Linked DNA regions of Homo sapiens: region 1 is linked to region 2. Evidence: chromatin loops called from intact Hi-C (ENCODE). Cell type or tissue: ascending aorta. All regions are shown on one strand. Links, peaks and the distances in the headings refer to the core of each region. The heading gives the core; the rest is flanking DNA.

Evidence for each region. Hi-C counts contacts between places; a loop is a spot of excess contacts. Peaks named below come from ENCODE experiments on the same cell type or tissue, not always from the same donor. Only the 100,000 strongest peaks of a DNase experiment are listed, where the experiment ranks them.
Region 1: it touches region 2 in a loop (3-fold over the local background); 2 of 110 quality-filtered maps call a loop at or near these places.

The regions. Positions count from the first base shown.
Region 1 is chr5:142,861,320-142,871,655 of GRCh38, forward strand. The region is part of intron 1 of ARHGAP26 (Rho GTPase activating protein 26); the gene reads left to right. ARHGAP26-AS1 (ARHGAP26 antisense RNA 1) reads right to left here and starts at 7,591. Exons shown (of 6, transcript NR_046680.1): 1 at 7,481-7,591; 2 at 6,538-6,770; 3 at 5,491-5,566. RefSeq lists enhancers at 1,480-2,096, 2,097-2,713, 2,714-3,330 and a silencer at 5,705-5,999. In ascending aorta, for the core only: a CTCF peak has its summit at 5,872 (motif pointing left); a DNase peak (open chromatin) is centred at 5,866; H3K27ac peaks cover 574 bases.
Region 2 is chr5:142,650,450-142,660,785 of GRCh38, forward strand. All of the region lies in intron 1 of FGF1 (fibroblast growth factor 1), which reads right to left. Among named protein-coding and RNA genes, the nearest start is that of FGF1, 30 kb to the right of the region's middle. RefSeq lists enhancers at 5,295-5,589, 9,494-9,994, 9,995-10,336 and a silencer at 5,458-5,507. In ascending aorta, for the core only: a CTCF peak has its summit at 5,406 (motif pointing right); DNase peaks (open chromatin) are centred at 4,962 and 5,412; H3K4me3 peaks cover 288 bases; H3K27ac peaks cover 4,557 bases.

The DNA of each region.
Region 1 (10,336 bases), core at 1,553-9,552, 210 kb after region 2:
GGTGTGGCTTTGTTCAGAATGGCTAGGTCCGTTTTTTTTTTTTCTTTTTTCTTCCAGAAACATGAATTTCATCCAGGGGGAGATGAGCGGATTTTTGTTTTTTAACTGAATTTATTCTGATGCTTAGGAGTTGCCACCTTGCTTCCTGTGGTATTAGTGGCAAGGAGTGTCTGAGCTGTGTCCAGGGATCAGGTGGATTCAGTTTTGATCCTAATTATGCTGTGTGGACTGACGGTGAGGAGGGCGAGAGGGAGTCAAAGTGGTAGGGGCCGGGTGGCTTCATTGTCCTTTCATTTTTACGCAGAAACAAATCAGCCTGGCATGTTATTTATTAAATATATATGTAAATGATTCTAATACCTATGGTTTATTGAGTGTTTGCTGCCGGCCAGGCCCTGTGCTAAGCACTTCAGTGCATCATCTCTCTTCTCACAGGAGCCTCAGGAGGCAGGTTTCCCTTTAGTGCCTTTTCACACAGGTGGAAATTGAGTACCTTGTAAATGGGTGAGATGGGATTTTGAACGCTGGGAGTCTGTTAACCACAAATCTAAGCTTATTTGGCTGGATGAAGGCCTCGATTTACCCACCATACCTTGTTTTTCTCTTGATTGCCCTCAAATTCACGTTAGCTGTTGGTAGGAACAGTGCAGGGGTTTCTGATCCTTGTGTATGGCTCCAGGTTCTGCCGTCTGTGACTTTCCGAATTCACAACTGTTGAATGCCAGTGAAACTCTGATTCTTTGGGCTTGGTTATGGGTTGGCTTGTTTGTTGTTCCTTTTTTTCTTTTTGTTCTTTGCTAGAGAAAGCTAGAAAGCTCAGGGATTACAGGGAGGTGACAGGCCTTGGCTTCTCTTTTCCTGCTTTTCAAGTGAGGTTCTTGCTTGCCCAAATTTGTTCAGGGCAAATGTGATTGCATGGACCCTGGAAGAGGCAGGCCTAAGGATGTGGAAAGACAGTAAGTTGTAGAACTTATAGACGTTGAGTTTTCCATTCACAGTTCTAACTCCAGTCAGAAAACCTTGTAACAGAAAGATTTGCATCCTGTGATGACCTGTGGAGAAATTAATTTGGCTGGAAATGTATTATCAGCCCTAATTTGTTATTTTGAAGTTGTCCTCTTTTTCATTTAAAAGTTTTACAATTATTTTGGTAAATATTTCTGCAGACTTTTCTGAGGTAGCAGTATTTTCCTTTTGTAATATGTATGAAGAAAGGCATAGAACAAGGATAAAATGGCAGTCTTTTGATAACTCCCTGGTAGAAGTGGTGGTACTCAGATTTCTAACTGTTTAACCAAGTTCTGGGTTCTGTCTGGGTGCGTGGGCCCTGACTGTGTGAACCTGGAGAGGCAGAGCAGTCCTTCCCAATTTCCTCATCTGCTTGACTTCTCTGGCTCTTTGTCCTGAATTCCATTTATTGGCAAGGCCTTTCTTTTACTTATAAACCTCTTCCAAGAAGGTCTGGCTTTCACTGTAAGTTTACGACGATAAATTTTCAGATGGTACACGTCACCCTCTTAATCTAATTGAGCCAGCACATCATTGTGAAGACATCATTTCATTTGGGGAGTATTAGTTGCTATGGTTATTTGCTGAGACTAACAGAGTCTGTGTTCTCTCAATTGGATTTTTGGAAACTGCTCTTTGAGAATGACATAGAGGTGTGCCTTGCTGTAGGAATATCCAGTATATAACCTCACCATTAAAAATAAAAGGCACAGAAAAGATACTTTGGGAGGGATCTTAGAGCTACGGAAAGGGGTTGGCTCCTTGGTTTTCAAGTGAGGTTTTTTTTTTTTTTTTCTTTTTGAGAAGGAGTCTTGCTCTGTCACACAGGCTGGAGTGCTATGGCACGATCTCGGCTCACTGCAAGCCCCGCCTCCTGGGTTCAAGCGATTCTCCTGCCTCAGCCTCCCGAGTAGCTGTGATTACAGGTGCCCACCACCAAGCCCAGCTAATTTTTGTATTAGCCAGAGACAGGGTTTCACTGTGTTGGCCAGGCTGGTCTTGAACTCCTGACCTCGTGATCCGCCCACCTCGGCCTCCCAGAGTGCTGGGATTACAGGCGTGAGCCACTGCGCCCGGCCTCAAGTGAGTTCTTTTAAGGCCGAGTGTGTCACATAACTCTCCCTAGGTTCACATGTATAGTTGGTGGCTGCACAAGGAGACACGCCATTTCTGGTTCTTTTTCTGGGTTCTTTTCTATTCTGTCTGCAACAGCTTAAGTTCTCTCAAGGAATTTATTCATTCATTCCTCCAATATATATTGAGGTCCTGTATGTTCCAGGCACGTGCTAGGAGAATAAAGAAGCTGTGATCTTCTCTGTCAGGGTCTTGAGTGGGAGTCCAAACCCTTGCCTTGGAGGGTGTGGTGCCTGGATCAGCACCATTGGCTTCACCTGGGAATTAGAAATGTAGACTCTCGGGCTCCCAGGCCTGCTGGATCACATGGGAATTTTGACAAGATCCCAGGTGATTGGGTGCACCTTAAAGCTTGAGTAGCTGTCTCTGCTGCAGAGGAAAAGGCATTCCAGAAACAAAATCTAAGTCTTGAGGCTCAAGCCAGGATCAACCCTCCCAGCCCCACTGCCTCCTATCTGCGCACCTGCTTGGTGTTGAGCAGAACAGAACTGCTGAGGTGTTGAGAGAGAGGAATCCCTGCTCCACCTGCCCCTCCCCACCATTCTTAGACCTCTATCTCCCTCTATCTCCACCCACCAGCCCCTACCGGTTTTTCCAGCCCTAGTCTGACCCAGTGAGTGGGTCTGACTTGTGTGGTCTCCTCTTAATTCACCACCCCCTCCCCTTTCTAGAAACGTGTCTACCTTAGGGGCCAAGCTCAAGTTCCACCTTCTGAGGAAGCCCAGTACTTCAGGCCTGTGAACGCTGTCAGTCTCTTGTGTCTTAAATGTCGTCTTAACACACTCATTCTTTTATCTGTTTCATCTGGGGCTGGCCTGCCTCCCCAGGCAGTGGACAGAAAGGATTTGATGATAGCACTGTTTCCCCGGTGCATTTAAAAGGCACGACTTGAGCTTAATAAACTTCACAAAAAGAAACCCATACTGCTTTGAGTTCGTTTAGTTAAAAATTGGTTTAGTTAAAAAATGGTCCATCCGGGTTTTGCCTTGCCTTTCATCTGCCAGAGGTGAAAGGAAATTGTAAATTTGTAGAAGCATTAGGGGTTTTCTGAGCACTGAAGAAAACCCTTAGGAACTCAGGTGTGTTTTTAGTAGTTCACAAGAATGGGGTTGATCTGGTGACTCAATGAGGCAAAAATTGCTTAATTGTTATGGTAATTAAGATTCTCCTTTGGTTGATTCTCCTTTCTCCAACCTGCTGGTAAACTTCCACTCCACCTCTGCTGTGGGAAGGAAAGCAAGGCAGGGCCGGGGGCATCCCTGTCCTCTCTCTTCCAGAACATGTGTCTTTCCTATTTTGAATTCCCACAACAGCCCTGTGAGGTACATACTGTCCTCACAGTTACATACATGCTTGGAAAGGTTGGGTAATTTGCCAAAGGCCACACAGCTGGGAAGTGAGAGACCGGGATTTAAGCTGATGTTTGCGCAGCCAATGCGCGTCATACGCCTCTGAATTACCTTCCCCTTGCCCCGTGTGTGTGTGATATTTGTACTTGAGCTGCCTGGAATTACCCTCTCTTTTTTGTTCCCTCACTTGATTAGTCCCTCTCAAAATGGGTTTCTTTGTTTTCATTAAGAAATGTCCACAGTCTTCCTTGAGGGAGTTTTTCCTGTGGTGACCTTCTGCTGTCTTATCATGTCTTGGGGCAGCATGTGAATGCAGTTGTTCTAAATACAGTACCTCAGTTCTCTGTGCCAGGGCTGAGCTGGGGCTGGGCTCTTTAGGGGTTGAGTTTTCATCGGAGATCCAATGCTGACTAACTCACTTGACACAGCGGTCATTGATCCAGTAAATGTTTATTAAGCACCTACTATGTGACTTGCACTGTCATTAAGCCAGTCCTTAATTTCTTCATCTAGAAGAGGTCAGGTGCTTTCACTTAACTCTCAATGTTCTTATGAGGAAAAGCCAATACAGCACTTTGGAAATACATATGTATTTGTATACATTATTTGCATACAGTTATGTATAAGTCGTAGTGGGCCCAGAACTTGGAGTTTTCAACACGGAGAAGTTTTTTTTTTTTTTTTTTTTTTTGAATCCCTTATAACTCTTTCCTTATCTCCTGGCTGACCAATGGTCTGTGCACAAATGTCCAAGTTGAGAGGTGTTGCCTGTCATTTAGTTACCTACAGGGAGAATGCCCCTTGGCTGTGGTTGCACATTCTCATAGTGAAGCTTGCTGGAGGAGTTACAGTAGGTGTCTCCAACAAAGTTCTGGGCCAGCTCCTTAGTAAAAGGCTTAATTGTTGTTTAAGTTGATCTTGTTGCTCCTCTGTATAACAATCCAGTTCCCATTTCTTTAAGGGAGTAAGTTCAAATTCCTTAGCTTGGCATACAGGTCCTTCCATGGTTTGATTCTAACCGGTCTTCCCACTCTGACCTCCTGTCCATCTAGTTAAACTTGCTGCTTTTTCTGGGTAGGTTCTGCATTTCGCATCTCCTTGCTCCATGTTTCCACTTCTATAGCATCTTCCCATGACTGCTTCCGCTTCCCTTTTCTACATATCCAAATAGGACTGAACTTTAAGGTTCAGCTCAAACGCTACTCCCTGTTCTTTTTCTTTTTTCTTTTTTTTTTTTTGGAAGCCCCCTCCAATGGCCCTAGCCGGAATAATATCCCACTTGCATTTCTGTAGCCATTTTTGTCTACTCTCTGATTGCCCTAGCACAGTCTACCTTAATTTTGTAGTTTTGCACACACAGATTAGGCCCTTCTAAAAATTGTATTCCCCTTAAGGCACGGAATGTATACATACCATCTTTTCATTTCTTTGAATACATTGATACCAGATTCTCAAATATTTGAGTAAATGAGGCAATATAGTGTAGTAGTTAAGAGTTTTGGAGTCAGAGAGACCAAGTTTCTTACATTACCACTCATTCCCTGCATGATCTTGGGCACGTTATTTAACCTCTCTGAGCCTCAGTTTCCCATCTGCAAAATGGAGGTAATAATATCTACTCAACAGAATGGTTGTGAGGATGGAGGGATTTAAAGTACTTGGTAGGTACAGTATTCAGTAAGTTAATGTATATAATATATTCATAGTTATTTGGATGTAGATTAAGGTGAGTTTGGGTAGCCCAAATTATTTTTAAGGGGTATTTCATCTAAATAGAATTAGAAACCTCATTTTGGAAAGAGGAGCACGTCTTTATTCTACTTGATTTCATTTTAAAAATCAACTCTGAAAATTTCATTAGCCTTAGTGCTCTGGTTGGAAAAACAAATTTTCCAGAATCAGTGCTGGTGATGGCCTCATTTAGGAAATGCTGTTTTAGGGAAATGGCCTCAGGAAAAGCACGCAGATGTATGATCAGAATGCATGTTATGTAACGTACCGTGGCTGATGTGGTCGGTGGGCACATCATCCGCCTGGGGGAGATAAGAGGTTTTCTGAATCTGCTCCAGCCAGATCTGAAAGAATGTGAGAGACACTGTGGTGGTGACTTCATCCCTATACCCCTCCCACTCCATGTCTCAGGCTTGACTTGCTGTATGAGAGCACAGGCCCTCCGAATGTGTTAGAGCACTTCTTCCAATGTGGAAGCCAGGGCCCCTCTCTCAGTTGCTGAGTGTCCACTGGACATTTCTAGGTGGTTATTTGTTCCTCAGTGGGACAGGATCTGTTCTCAGCACTGCCTTTAAGGCTGGCCCTGTCATTTCTCCTTGAGTCTTAGCTGTTGTTTAAATTAGCTGCTTGGTCAAGGTGTTCTCTGATATAGTTGATTGCCACCTAGTGGCCACAGGTAAGACCGTGTGTCACGGAAACGAGAAAAATGCTATGGAGAATTTTGTTTCATTCTAAGATTTGCACAGGGTGTGTGTGTGTGTGTGTGTGTGTGTGTGTGTGTGTGTGTTTTGTTTGTTTTTGCTAGTACAATGCCAGGAGTCTGGGCTGCAGAATGGTATTTACAAGGGACTGTAACTTGCTTTTCTTATAATGAAGCACATCGAACTAGGTTTAAACTGCTACATACAGACTTGGGGAAATGGGGAGTCGTTGGAAATGCCTCTCTCCAAGCACAGTTTCTGATTGGATATGTTCTCAGTTTTCCCAGATACGGGGAGAAAGAAAAGAGCGATCTCTGGGGACTCTTCCTTAAACCATTTTAACTGCAACCTGGGGCTTGTGCTGGGGCTAAGAGAGGACAGTTGGTTGTGGCCAGCAGTTGGGTTGTATGTAGCTCATTTCTCCAGCTTCCTTGGTATAGGTGAGGTTTTATTTTATGCTCCTGCTGGTGGTAGCTCTCCCTCCAGCTCTGTGGGACTCTTCCTCAATGGACAACATGAAGGGAGGTGGTCACATGCTAATAGGAAGCACATTCCCACATATATATCAGGCTCTAGCCAGACTTACATAAGTTGGAGAGTTTGTCCTAACTTACCTGCTTTTTTTTTCACATGTCAAACATTGAGTTGGGAGGTTCACCTCTGATGAAGGCTAATGGACTTATGGAGTGCCCAACTTCCTCTCTCTTTGTTCTTTCTGCAATACCTGCTCTCAGTCAAGCAGTAGAGTGTTGGGCTTTGGGGATAGAGTGGTGAGCATGAAGGGATATGATCCTCATCCTTATAGAATGTACTAGTTGGGGAGGCATTACTTGAAGAGAAGAATTACCTGAACAAATATAAAATTGCTCTGAAGAAAAGATCTATAGTATAGTACTCAGAGAGTGAGAAATAGGGTTGGGTTTGGCCTGATTAGAGAAGTCAGGGAAGGCTTCCTGGAGGAAAGAACTTTTGGGCCAAGGGCTGCAGGCAGAGGTGGCATGTGGTGGCAGGTAGGAGTTGGGCATGCCCCGGGAACTGGCAGAGGCTGGAGCAGCTGGAGCCCAGAGAGGGGTGTGGGGAGGCCAGACCCTGCAGGGCCTCTCAGGCCTTGGGAGGGACTTTCGTCTTCACCTCCAGAGCTCTGGGAAGCCATCACAGGGCTCACTGCTGGTATTGACACAACTGGGTGGAGAACTGATTTGACGGACAAAAGTGGATGTGGGGAGGCCAGAGAGGAGCAGTTGCAGTTATCTGGGCAAATGGAGGTGTTTTGTTTAGGGGTTGCTGATAGTGATGGGAAGGAGTGGGCAGAATTGAGATGTGCTTAGGAGACTTGGGAATGGACATGGCACATGAGGGAGCCTGCTGTGTGAGAGGATGACATGTACTGGTGACTTGTGCGGCAGGGTGAATGGTGGTGCCCTTCGTTACACTGGGGATGCAGGAAGAGGCCCTCGGCTGGCTCTCTGGGGAGAGGGTGGCAGAGGGTGTTTGAGTAGAGAGAGTTTTGTTTTGAGTGTGTTGAGTTTGACCTAGGAATGGGGGTGTGGGCTAAACCTGAAGTCTCTCTGGGGCTCGTGTCCATCCATGTCTCAGCTGTCTGTCATGGGTCCTCTCTGGAGACTCTCAGGTATTCCACCTGTAAGCCAGCTTGTGTTTCCTTGCCCGCTCACATCGTACAACAGGTTTGGAGGGACACTGTGTCCAGCCCTGTCCGAGGCACTCTTTGTGCATTGTGACATGAAGCCATTCATGACTAGTTCCAGAATTATTCCAAATACAAGGTGATGAGGCACAGAGAGTAACTGGCGTCCAGGAAAGGAAGAGATTAACAAGGCCCGGGGACTTTGGTATTCTTGAACTTTAGGCAGCCATGAGGCCAATCCTGTTGCAAGTTCTAACCTCAATGATGGCCTTTCTGAGCTGTAATCACTTTCTTTTCTTTTCTTTTTCTTTTTCTTTTTTCTTTTTTTTTTTTTTTTGAGACAGCGTCTCACACTGTCGCCTAGGCTGGAGTGCAATGGTGCAACCTCGGCTCACTGCAGCCTCAGCCTCCCGGGTTCACGCGATTCTCCTGCCTCAGCCTCCCTGAGTAGCTGGGATTACAGGTGCACACCAGTACACCCGGCTATTTTATTTTATTTTTTTTTGTATTTTTAGTAGAGATGAGGTTTCACTATGTTGGCCAGACTGGTCTCGAACTCCTGACCTCATGATCCACCCGCCTTGGCCTCCCGGAACTGTAATCACTTTCTAAGTCCAAAGGGAAAGATGTGACTGAGCAGCAAAACATTTCAAGGGTAGTTAATACACAATTTTGGTAACTTTGGAGGTCACAAAGGCAATAGATGCACTGAAAATACAGTAGTAAGGTTACCTGAGTCCATGTTTGTGTGTGCACATGTATGTTAAGTTTTACCCAAGGAGAAAAAGGAAATGGCTTGACTTGTGGTATTACTGGTACAACTTGTATAAAATTAAGGTAGATTCTAATTTTTAAAAAATTATGGTAAACCTTCTGTGTTAGTGAAAGTTGGATCTATTTGGGTTAAATTCTCTTAAATCCGGTGCAGATTAATATCTGCTGGCATCTCCAAGAAAAGAAGGGCACTTCCTCTAGTCCCTGAGTGAGCAGGTGGCTCTGGGAGCAGTCTCTCAAGGCCCAAACTTCTAGCTGCTTCCATATTTCTTAGCCATCTGGTCCCCTCACTCAGAGAAGCACAGCCCTACCTACTCTGGAAAGCAGATACTTGGCCTCCCCAGATGCCGGCAGTTATGACTTCCCTCCACTCTGGCCAGCATTCTGCTTTTCTAGCAACAGATGTTTCTGCAAAGTAAATATTATTGACTCTGCTTGGCTCCTTGCTGTGTCTTGCACTGCCTGCACATGAAACAGCAGGGTTATATGAGGAGGGTGCCACGACGCTTGGCATGCACCCAGCACCAGTGCCAGCCTCTTCTCTTTTCTCTCTCCTCTTATTGGAATGTGTGTGTTAGATTCCTGTGTGCATCAGAGGGAAAGCTCTTGAAATAAATCTTTGGGCTGCTCCATATCCAAGGTGAAAATCTACATAAGATACCACCAATCTTACTGGATTGAAATTGGCAAGAAGCAATGGTTTTTAGGTAGAGAGTTCTCTTTTTAGTGTTGTTTTCAATCTCTCAAGTAACATAGAGGGTTTACCTTAATGGGGTGAAGTGGTATGGTGTTCCCACATACTACAAGGATCTCAGTTCACAGGACTTAAGTCACAGGTCCTCTCCTTAGTGGCCTTGCACTCTTAGGTCAGTCCTTTAACTTCTCCGAGCTCCAAACAGTTATTCATGCTTACCTTTCCTGGTTCCTCTTACTGGAGGATTCATATATGAGGAAAGAATAGCCCAGCTATACCTAGAACTGAGTCTTGTGATGTGCAGAGTGCCTATACAGTGTTTCTCACTGGATCCTCCCTGCCTAACCCACGGGCTGACAGCCTCCGTCAGATGAGATAACTGAGACTTTATGACTAACCCAGGGTTGGTTACATATCTGATCTATGTTGGAGCTGGAACTTGAACCCAGGAGCTGTGGGATTGGGGTGGGGGCAAGGGGTTGGGGTTGATCACCCTGTCACCATCACCCCATAGAATGCAAGTGGAGAAGGGAGGTTCTCCAAAACAAGCTTGAGATGCTGTCCCAAAGTCTGGGGAATGGATTCCAAACAAGTAAAAGGACAGGTGTCCACTTTAGCTGTACTGAAAAATTCCTCTATCAAGCCTGAGGTGAGTTCCTTTTTCAGGTCCATTCATCAGGATTCTCGCTCTACCCAGCTTTCCTCATTGGCTTGAAGCCCAATACTGACTCCATACCAGCAGTCATTACCTAATCGTCTATCGGGGGATCGGCCTGTCCTTCAGCTTCATGGGGTCCTCACTGCTTCTCAGGCTTGCACTGTGGCAGGGTGTGCTCTGTGCCAGTGGACAAGGAAATCAGGTCACCTGCTGGTCATAAGCTAACAGGCCCTGCCCTGGTTCAATGGGTGCCCCTGTGCAGAAGCCTCACAAAGGCCCCGTTGTGCATGACCAGCCACTCCCTGATCCTCCTGGCAGCTGCCCTTGGCAGTGCGGCTTTTCAGGTGTGTGCTGGGAGCTTTCCCGAGCCTGGCTTGCATTTCACCTGTTTCCACTTTGTTGAGATGATTGAGTTTCTCTTGCTTATGGGGGAGGCACAGGATTGTCGGGTGGGTAGAAAGGCAAACCTGTGTTACTCTTAGTGCAGACTTTGTGCGTTCTCATCAGGGAACATTCTGACTAAAATGGGAATGTGTATAACCACACCCACATTTGATGCACACACATTTGGAGGCTCTAACAGAACATTGTCTTCCACTCTAAAATATTATTCTTTCCCTTTTTTCTTGTGTCTACCTGTAG
Region 2 (10,336 bases), core at 1,044-9,043:
TTCAGTTTCCTCATCGGCAGAAGGGTAGTAATTACAGTACTTACCTCCTAGGAATTTTAAGAAGATCAAATGATTTAAGGCTTCAGTAACCTGCTTAACCCAGAACCTAAACTTCTTAAGTGGCCAATAAATGATGATGGCAGGGAGAATGATGCTCATGACTGTTATTGTTTGACCCCTTTATAATCAATGCATATACACTTTATATGTGTGTGTGTGTATATATACACACACACACACACTATGTATACTGTGGTCTCATTATTTGAAACTATAGCAGTAGTTAAAGTAGCTGGATATTGCTGTAGTATTAATTGATAGAAATCCGAAACATGCAGTCCCCATTACTCTATTATTCTCACAGGAAAATACGAGCAACAGTCTTAAGCAGCTGGTTCCAGAAATGCATTCAGGAGGGACATGGAGATTTCCTATGGTGGGGTGGGGAGCAAGTCAGAAGGGTGAACATTTTAAAATTTAAGTAAAAATATATAGTTTAACACTCATACTCATTCCTAGCGTGCACACAGCCCAAATCAACACCCACTGAGAGCCAAGTGTGTTAATGGGAGGGTGGTGCAAACGCAGCTTCAATGTCTCCTCCCTATTCGTGCTTTTGCTCAGAGAGAGGTGAAGGAAGGCGGCTGCGAGGGCTGGGGATCCTGCCTGAGTACCGAGAAGGGTGCAGTGATAACCCAGGGGCACCTGGTATCTTTCCTCCCTGGGTCTCCACCTCCTTCTTTTGGGTAACCTTCATCACCCACGGGAGCCTGAACCCACCACGACTTGCCTAGGAAAGTGGGCAAGACCCCTGGCTCTGAGTTCAGATTTGAATCTCATCTCTGCCTCTTAGGAGCTGGGTTGCTTAACCTTTTTACCTTTTTATTTGAAATTCATAGTCTTTATTGTTTGAGTAGTTTCAGGTTCCAGCAAAACCGAGCAGAAAGGACAGAGAATTCCTCTTCCCCAGTCCCACCCCTAAACAGCACTCCCCACCAACCACACTGGTCCATTTGTTACAATCAATGAAGCTATGTGACACATCATTATCACCCAGGGTCCATAGTTTATTTTAGGGTTCACTCTTGTGTTATACCTTCTATGGGTTTTGACAAGTGTATAGTGACGTATATCTACCATTATCGTTTCCTACAGTGTAGTTTCACTGTCTTAAAAATCCTTCATGTTCTACCAATCCATCCTTCCCTCCCTCCTAACTCCTGAAAACCACTGATATTTTTACTGCCTCCATAGTTTTGCCTTTTCCAGAATGTCTTATAGTGGACATCATGCAGAACATAGTCTTTTCAGATTGTCTTCTTTCATTTAGTAATATGCCTTTAAAATTCCTCCATATATTTTTTGTGTCTTGGTAGCTCATTTTTTTTTTTTTTTGTGCTGAATAATATTCCACCATGTGGACACTTAACCTCTTTCCAGCCTCAAATTTCTGGGCTGTAGTACAGGGGTAATAGGTGGCCTAATCTGAGAGAATTTGTAATAACGATAAACATGAACGTTTATTAAGTGCTTCGTACCATGCGCTCTATTAAATGCCTCTTTCTGCACTGCCTCACATAGTCCTTTCTGAACGCTGCAATGGAGGAATTATTAGCACTTCCATTTTCCAGACAAAGAGACTCAGACCCAGAGAAGTTAAATAATTGCTCAGGGCCACATGTCCAGGAAGGAATGGGTCTGGGATTTGAACCCAGACATTCTGAAGCCAGGTCTTATTATTTGGGCTATAACCTCCTGGGAAGGTTCTTAACAGTGTTTGCACATAGTAAAAACATGTTGCCAAATGGTGCTTCTTCTTGTTAACGTTTTTGAAGTAGAGCCATTTAAATTGTAAGGTCGTAGTTCTTCTCTAATGGCTGAGGATGAAGAAACACAAGAGGCGCTGGGACATTCAGAAGTCACCTAGTGCTATGGGGCAGGTGAGTTTTAGAACTGGACCTAGAAGCCTTGGGTGATGGAGGCTCTGCACTGCTCTGAAGAGAGCGCTGATTCATTACTTACTAGGCCCTTCCTGTGTAGGTCATCCCATTCAAGGCCCCTCACAAGGACCCTGTGAGCTAATTACCCTGAAGACCCCCTTTAGGAAACAGAAGGGCCCAGGAGCCCCATGGTGTTCTTTGCAGTCCCCTTGAATCTTCTCCCCACATTGCCTGTGCCCACCCCAGGCCACTACTCTCCATCTCAGCCCTGGGCCCACACGTGCAGCCTGGCACACATCACAGCACAGAAGCAGCCCAGTAGTGCTTGCGTCTGTCTGGGTCTGGCTGGAGGAGTGGGTGCCTCGGCGGTGGCCGCAGCCCTTCCTCATCACCTCGTCATAGTGCACACGTGTGTCCACGCCAGGCCCCGGGCGGGCAGGCTCATGCTGGGCACATCTGCTCACTCACTCCCTGTCCCCTCCACTTCCTTCTGCCCTGGATTTCCAGACAGAGTCAAAAATGGGTTCACATCAAATAAGATTTGTTTTCTTTCAGTGTCACTTTCCATTTATAGACAGCCTTCTCTTGGGAGGCTCCATCCTCCTTCCTCTGTCTCGTTTTCTTCCCTGGGTATTTGGGGATAAACTCTTGGTGGCTGTTTTGAGCCCTGTGGTCGGCAGCCCAGCCAGTCATTCATGCAGAGCGTCTCCAGAAAGCCAGCGGTTACCTTTACAGGAGTTTATGCTCATTTCTGTGGCCTCTGAGACCTCTGTGGAGCTGTGCCCACATATCGAGTGTGAATTGTTAAAAAGACACATCCGACCTGAGCCAGCAGGGTCCTCCTCCACCAGCTCAACCTGGCGAGGATGACGAGGGGGATAATTACAACAGTCACGGCAGCCGGTAGTTGCGGCACCCTCCTCTAAGTGCCTTACAAAAATGGACTCACTTATTCCTATGAGGTAGGTGCTGTTCTGATTCCTTCAGGCAGAAGAGGAAAGGAGCACATAGAAGTGAAGGCTGTGGTCCACCAGATGCTACATGGGGTCCAGCCCTGCTGACCTCTCCAGCCCGGCCTCCCAGTCTCCCCTTCTAGCTTTGTGCATTCGCCATACCAGCCTTGATTTGGCCCCTGGGATACGTCACGTGCCTTCCTGCCACAGTTCCTTTGCACACACTCTCCTCACTGCCTGGACCACTGTTCACTGCCCCCTACAGCGAATTAACCCTGACCCATCTTTCAGATCTCAGCTGTGACTTCTTCAGGGATGTCCTCCTCTACCCCTCAGCTCTCATTGTGCTGCCTGCCTGTCTTCTACGACACCGGTTGGGGCTTAAATTCTACTTTTATTTTTGTATTTTCTGATTAAGTCAGGCTCTCCCTCCAGACCATGAGGGCAGAGGCTTGAAAGTTCCACCTTGGGCCTGGTGCCGTGGCTCACGCCTGTAATCTCAGCACTTTGGGAGGCTGAGGTGGGTGGATCACAAGTTCAAAAGATCAAGACCAGCCTGGCCAACATGGTGAAACCTCATCTCTACTAAAAATACAAAAATTAGCTGGGCGTGGTGGCGTGCACCTGTAGTCCCGGCTACTCGGGAGGCTGAGGCTGGATAATTGCTTGAACCTGGGAGGCAGAGGTTGCAGTGAGCCAAGATCATGCCACTGCACTCTAGCCTGGCAACAGAGCGAGACTCTGTCTCAAAAAAGAAAAGTTCCACCTTGTATGTAATTCTAACATCTCATTTACCATGCTGGACTGACATGATCTGTTTATTCATCTATCTCATCTTTTGGTCTGTGAATTTCCTGAGGGCAGCATCCAGGTCTTTTTCTAACACAGTGCTCAGCTCAATAAATATCTGGAGAGTTAAAATGCATTTAAGTGAACAGCATAATTTGGGAAAGGGCACATGAAATTTGGGGACTTTTGATGCAGCAAGCTCACAAAATACAATCCTTTTGTACCACCTTCTTGGAACTCAATGATTTTAGAGAGAACGTTAGCTTTAAGAAGGCAAGTTCACTTATAATGAACTGCTCGATAGTTCATTGAACTTTGGATAGTAGAAAGATTCTTACTTTTCCCAAAGAAATATCAAGCTGTGGTTATAAAGCCAAGATAAGTGAGGAAGAAAGGATGTCTGCCCCTTCGAGGTTCATCTGAAGTTTTAGCAAAAGTGGGGCATAAATAACTAGTGGAATCTTGGACATTGTGTTGCGATTTGATACCTTCCAGCCCTTGGCCTTGTGTCCTTTCCTTATCTGTCTTGGATGACATTGCCTGGCTCTTCCACCAGGGCTGCCATCTGCTGTCTTCGACTCCATGAATGTTGTGGCCTCGTTGGAAGGAAACACTCCCTCTTTAGGGTTGGCTCCTTCCAGGGGCCAATCTCCCTTTGCCTGGCGAGTGGGCCCCAGGCATTCACACGGGACTGAGAGAGAGAAAGAGGGAGAAGGGGCTTCTCTTCTACCTGCAGGAGGAGCAGGCAGGGGAGAGCAGAGGGCTGCAGGCCTGTGGCTCACCCAGCAGGGTTGATGAAGATAGAGCCAGGTAACCGCAGGCTCCCACATCCAAACAGGGCCGGGCCTCAGCTCTGGCCCACCCCAGCTCCAAGGAAAACAGTCAGTTCTTTGGAAAAACTGTTTTCGTTTATGCTGCTTCCTCCTTCCTATCATAACAGATTACAAGCATGTTCCCTGGAGGACCGAATGGTGCCTTTCAAGAAGTTAGGAAGGAGCCATTGCTGAGTTGAGAGGATTAACTTGGTTCAACGTGGTAATAGCAGCACAGGATAGATTAACTGGGAATTTGAAAGAACATGATGGAGGCTTCGGTAACCCTTTATGACGCTTGTAAAATTCCAAGCATTTTGCAATATTAACACTGCCTAGGTATCACACATAATAAGTGAAGCGGCCCTTCCCTCATCTCGTCCACCATTGAGACCTGCTCCCAGCACACTCCCCACCACACCATAGGTACTCAGCAAATAGTTGTTAAATGAATACAAGAACTATGAGGCTGACCTAAGGTTCTGACAGCTTTCCAGAGTGGACAGAAAACGTCAATCTCAGCCATACTTTGCTCACAGGCATTGGGTAATGACACATAGACCTGCTTGCTGTTCTCCTTTGGCTTCTAGATCTAGTTCTTGCTTATCCAAAATTACTAATTCCCGACAGTTAACAAACGTAACTGCAATCCCAATAGCTTAACTCAGATCTAAGAAGGGTGTTTTTAAAAACTAGTCATCAAGAAATCCTTCTTACAGAGGAGGCAGAGCCCAGAGTAACTTGAAAATATTGCACAAATATTGAGAAAGAACATCTTGGGGTTTCAGTGGCCACAGCAGAAGAAGCTGAAGGATGTGCTGATATTGGAACGGGAGAGCCAGAGCAGCTTTCCAAACACTGAAAACCCGACTTATCCTGTGGGCGGGAGCCAGGCTGGTGCAGGGGAGCCCGCAGCCAGAAGAGGGCGCTCCGAGCTCAGTGTGCTGGCCGCGCTGGTGAGATCAGAGGACCCTTGCAAAGAGACTGTTTACACTTCAGCTTTGTTTTTCCTGAGTGTTTTTGCGTTCTCTGCAAGAGTGAGGGAGGGTTTTCCTCACTCTGTGCCAAAGAATGATCTGAAAATATAATTAAACTGATGACTTCACATATTAAATACCAAGTCCTAGGAATATAATTGTTTTTAAAATTTCTAATGGACTTAAGTCTTTGATCTCCCTGAAATCTGTGAACAAATTTCCCACATCATAACTCTTTTAACACATCTAAATGTGCCCTCAGGAACCAGTATCTTCTTCCAATATTGACTCTAGCCATAGAAAATGGATGGTTAAACCGAGAAGAGCAGACTGTTACCTCTCTGAGAGTTATTTCTACCTGGTCCATCTTATCAGGTTAATAAGTGTTACTATGTATAAATATAGTAACCCACAATATCTTGATTAAAAAAAAAGCTGTTATTCAGTTGGGATACTTTAAAGCCTTGTTTTCCATTTACATGCCTCCTTGGAAATCTATCTTCTTCCCCACATTTTTCATTCCCAGTCCATAAGGGAAGAGCAGACCAATCCAAGAAGCCCTTCAAGGAAAACAGCATACTTATGTGTAGACCCCGTGACTGACAACTCCAGCATTAAGAATTTGTCCTATAGAAGGACTCACACAAGTGCCCAAACATCAATGCATGAAATTCACTGCAGTGCTGTTTGTAATAGTGAAAATTTGGAAACAATGTTGCTTCAGAATGGAGTGATAAAATAAGTTATGGGTCTAAGCAAATAGCAGGCAGCCATAAGAAAAAGAGCACTAGACACACATGTACACATATGAGTGGGGAAAAGGAAGCCTCAGGACAATATATCCAGAATTATCCCATGGCTTAATTTAAAAATCATATATCTATGTGTAGACACATAGATAGAAAACTGAAAAAATGATTACCCCTGGGGAGTGGGATGGGGTGGCTGAGGAGGAACTCACATTTTATTTTGTTACTGCAGGTATTTTTTTTTATTTTTATTTTTATCTTTTTTGGGACAGAGTTTCGCTTTTGTTGCCCAGGCTGGAGTGCAATGGCGAGATCTTGGCTCACTGCAACCTCCACCTCCCAGGTTCAAGCGATTCTCCTGCCTCAGCCTCCTGAGTAGCTGGGATTATAGGCATGTGCCACCACGCCCAGCTAATTTTGTATTTTTAGTAGAGATGGGGTTTCACCATATTGGCCAGGCTGGTCTTGAACTCCTGACCTCAGGTGATCCACCTGTCTCAGCCTCCCAAAGTGTTGGGATTACAGGTGTGAGCCACCGCACCCAGGCCTACTGCAGGTATTTTCTAATGTAAAGGAAAAAACAACAACTTTTCAAGAGGGCAAGGATGCTGTCCACTGAATCTTTCCCTTCAGCCCCCAAACTTGCTAAGTTCTCTCTCCCTGGAGAATCTTGCCCATCCACCTGCTCCCGCCCCGTTCTCTGCTTCTCTGCACAGCCCAGCTTTCTGAAGGATGTCAGCACCCCCCCAACACCTCTCAGGCATCCCCAGCCCTCTGCAGTACCCCATCTAGCCCACCCCTCCACCAAAACAACCTTGGAAAAGCTTGTCCATGGTCTCCTCCCACACCTGATTGCGGTGGCCTGAGGCCGTGTGGTCAGCTGTGAATGTTGTTCTTTTTTGACTTGACTTTTACTGATTCAGAGATTCCTGCTATCTGGGTTCCCTTTAACCCCCAGGAGACCTGGTCCACCACACTCGCCATGCTGCTGGCTGCTGGCTGCGGCTGCGGCCGAGTGTCTGCCCAAGACTGGGTCTCTACCACATTCTCTGCTGGACTCTCAGCCCAGTGGGCAGCGGAACTTTCCAACCCACTCTGGACAATTCTTGCCCCTCTGGTTTCAATAATAACGCTGGTGTCTGGGTCTTCTTTCTCCTTCTCTTGCTTAGTATCTTGCCCTGGCTTCTCTGCCTTTCACCACCTTTTGGAGTGTGGTGTCCTCAGGGGCCTGTCCTAGGTGGTTCTGTCTTAAATGCATATATGCTCTCTGGGAGTGCTGGTCTGCCTCACATTCTACCCAGGACTCCCAAATCCTGCCCTGTGCCTCCACCCTGGTCTTTGCATTCAAAGCTCCCATCACCTCCAAGAAATCTTCCAGGACATTCTGCAGATAACAGCCCACGGTGGACGTCTTGCATTCTCCTTCTTCCATTGCCTTTGCTTAATTAATGACAGTGCAGTGGTTACAAAATAGCCCAAGCCACTTAATATGCCCTAGTCATATTCCCTTTCCCTCACTCCCACAGGCATCTCCAAATGATTCTACCTAAATATTTCTTAAATATTCCTTCCATCAGTGTCTCAGGTCAGGCCAGCAAATTCTCAAGCCTTATCCATGGCAATTGCTTCTAGTTTTTCTCTCTGTAGCTTATTCCCCTTACCTCATTCACAACATGGCCATCCTTGGCTTCCCATTCACAGATCTGTTCATGCCTTGCCCCTGATCACATTTCCTGTTATTTCTCACTGCCTAAAGGCCAAAGGCCAAACTTCTTAGCATGGCATTCAAGGCTCTTGACTATCTGGTTGCAACTTTTTTTCATTCAATCAACAAACTAAGCACCCAGGATGTGTCATGCCTTGGAGATACCTTTGTGAATAAGAGAGTGTGGCTCATGCCCTTATGGGACCACATTGTAGTGGGGCTTCACAGGCAGCAGACACACACACGCACACACTCACGAGTTAAAGGACAAAGAAAGAAAAATTGTCAGTTGTGTTTTGGAGGATATTTCCTTCGGTATCAAGGAACTGAGGTAGAAAAATAGAGTAAGACCGACTAGCAAGACTCCTTGAAGAGGTGACATTTAAGTTGAGATTTGAAGGAAGAGAAAGTATAGGCTGCGGAGAGTTGCCGTCCTGGTACCTGTGTGCATGGTGCTCTGGGGATGCTTCTGCCGTGATCATGAACTCTTCCAGGGGAGGAACTGCCAGGTCACTTGAGTCCCCAGTGCCTGGCATGTGGTAGGCTCAGTAATTGTGAGAAGAAAACCTGGATGGATAGGCAAGCGGAAGCATGCACTCTGAGATGAGCTGGGTATAATGTCTTTGGAGAACAATTACATAACCAACAATGCTGAAGCCTTGCATTTGCTGGTGTTGGCGTGTGTTGGGGGAAGAATGTCTGAAATGAGCTCTCATTCAGGTTCTTTATCACTTTGGTTCCATGGTCGCCATCCTTGTTATAGTGAAACAGGCATGTATTTTTTTTTTTACAAATAAAAGATAATAATTTTTTTTGTATTTTTCTTTGATAAAATGCTTCACCAGATCTTGCGTCAGTTTTTTTTTTTTTTTTGAGACAGGGTCTCGCTCTGTCGCCAGGCTGGAGTGCAGTGGCGTGATCTCAGCTCACTACAACCTCTGCCTCCCGGGTTCAAGCGATTCTCCTGCCTCAGCCTCCCGAGTAGCTGGGATTACAGGCACCCACCACCACACCCAGCTAATTTTTGTATTTTTAGTAGAGACAGGGTTTCACCATGTTGGCCAGGATGGTCTCAATCTCTTGACCTCGTATTCCACCCACTTCAGCCTCCCAAAGTATTACAGGTGTGAGCCACTGCGCCCAGCCCTTGCATCAGTTTTAAGGGGGAACTTTGAAGCAGAATGATGAAAGGCAGTGTCAGCGGTGGTTAAGTGCCCAGCACAGGCAGTTACATCACTGAATTCAAATGCTGCCTGACAGCAGATCCCAGGAAACCACTCAGGCTTCATAGCTTTATCTATAAAATGTGAATAACAAAATCTTTCAGAGAGTTGCTGGCGGGAGGATTCAGTGACACATGTGAAGAGTTAGCCCAGAGCCTGGAACACAGCTGAGGGGTGCCATTGTTGTGGGAGTGATGTTTCTCAGCCTGGCCCATCCAAATGTCTCCAAATGCTTCTGAGAGAGTCACGGCCAAAGATGACAGGGAACATGCCCTTTGGTCTGTTTCTCTAGTCGAAGGGGAGAAATTCTCTTGCTCAGATCAGAAGCTCTTTGACTCCAGAGCAGGCCTCTGAAAGTGGCCACTGCCACAGCAACACTAATGGGACTGCATCTCTGGTCTTGCAGGCCCTGCGTCAGGCGATTTCACTGCTGAGCTGACCGGTCCATAAACAGGCCATGGGCAGTGTCACACGTTTTCTCACACAACATGACTGTGGTTTCTCTTAATTTGTCTCTTCTCTGGGCTTCTTCCCGAGGCCTCAACTGTGCGGCAGCTGAAAACCATCTTCACGCTCATCCGGGGTGAGAATTAAACAGTCCTGTTAGTAAAGCTCTGTCCTTCAGCTCCTCTGTCTTTAGCCGCCCTCCCTGCGGCATGGTTTTAGGAGGAGTGGGAGCCACTCAGCCTCTGACTGGAAGGGAAGAGTTGGCCCCCGGCACAGGGTCTCCAGCATGGAGCCTTCAGCCTGCCCTGTGGCTGCCCACCCTTTGGCCTTCATGACTCAAGTTGGGGCCGCTGGTCTCTCTTGGCTGGGTCAGGGCCCAGGGCGGCTCCTTGGCTGGCCAGCTCTTGTTGGCTGTGGGTTTCTCCTTCCCTGCCCAGGAGGTCTGCCCCCGCTCTGCTGCAGGGTCACCCCACAATGGCCTCTGGCTCTCGTCTCAGCATCTATATCACGCAGGAGCAGCAGAAATCTGGAGTGTAACGCACACCCACTCGCCTTCTGATCACACCCATTCAGCCTCTCAAACTCTGCAGGCCTCCCCATGCTGCAGGGCTGCCCTGCCTTCCGTGTTCTCCTCAGCTCATCAGCAAGTTTTTAATGCCAAAGACACACACTCCATATCTTCTTTTCTAACCCCATACCCCATAGCCCAGTGACAGACAGGCATCCCCTACCATGGTAAAA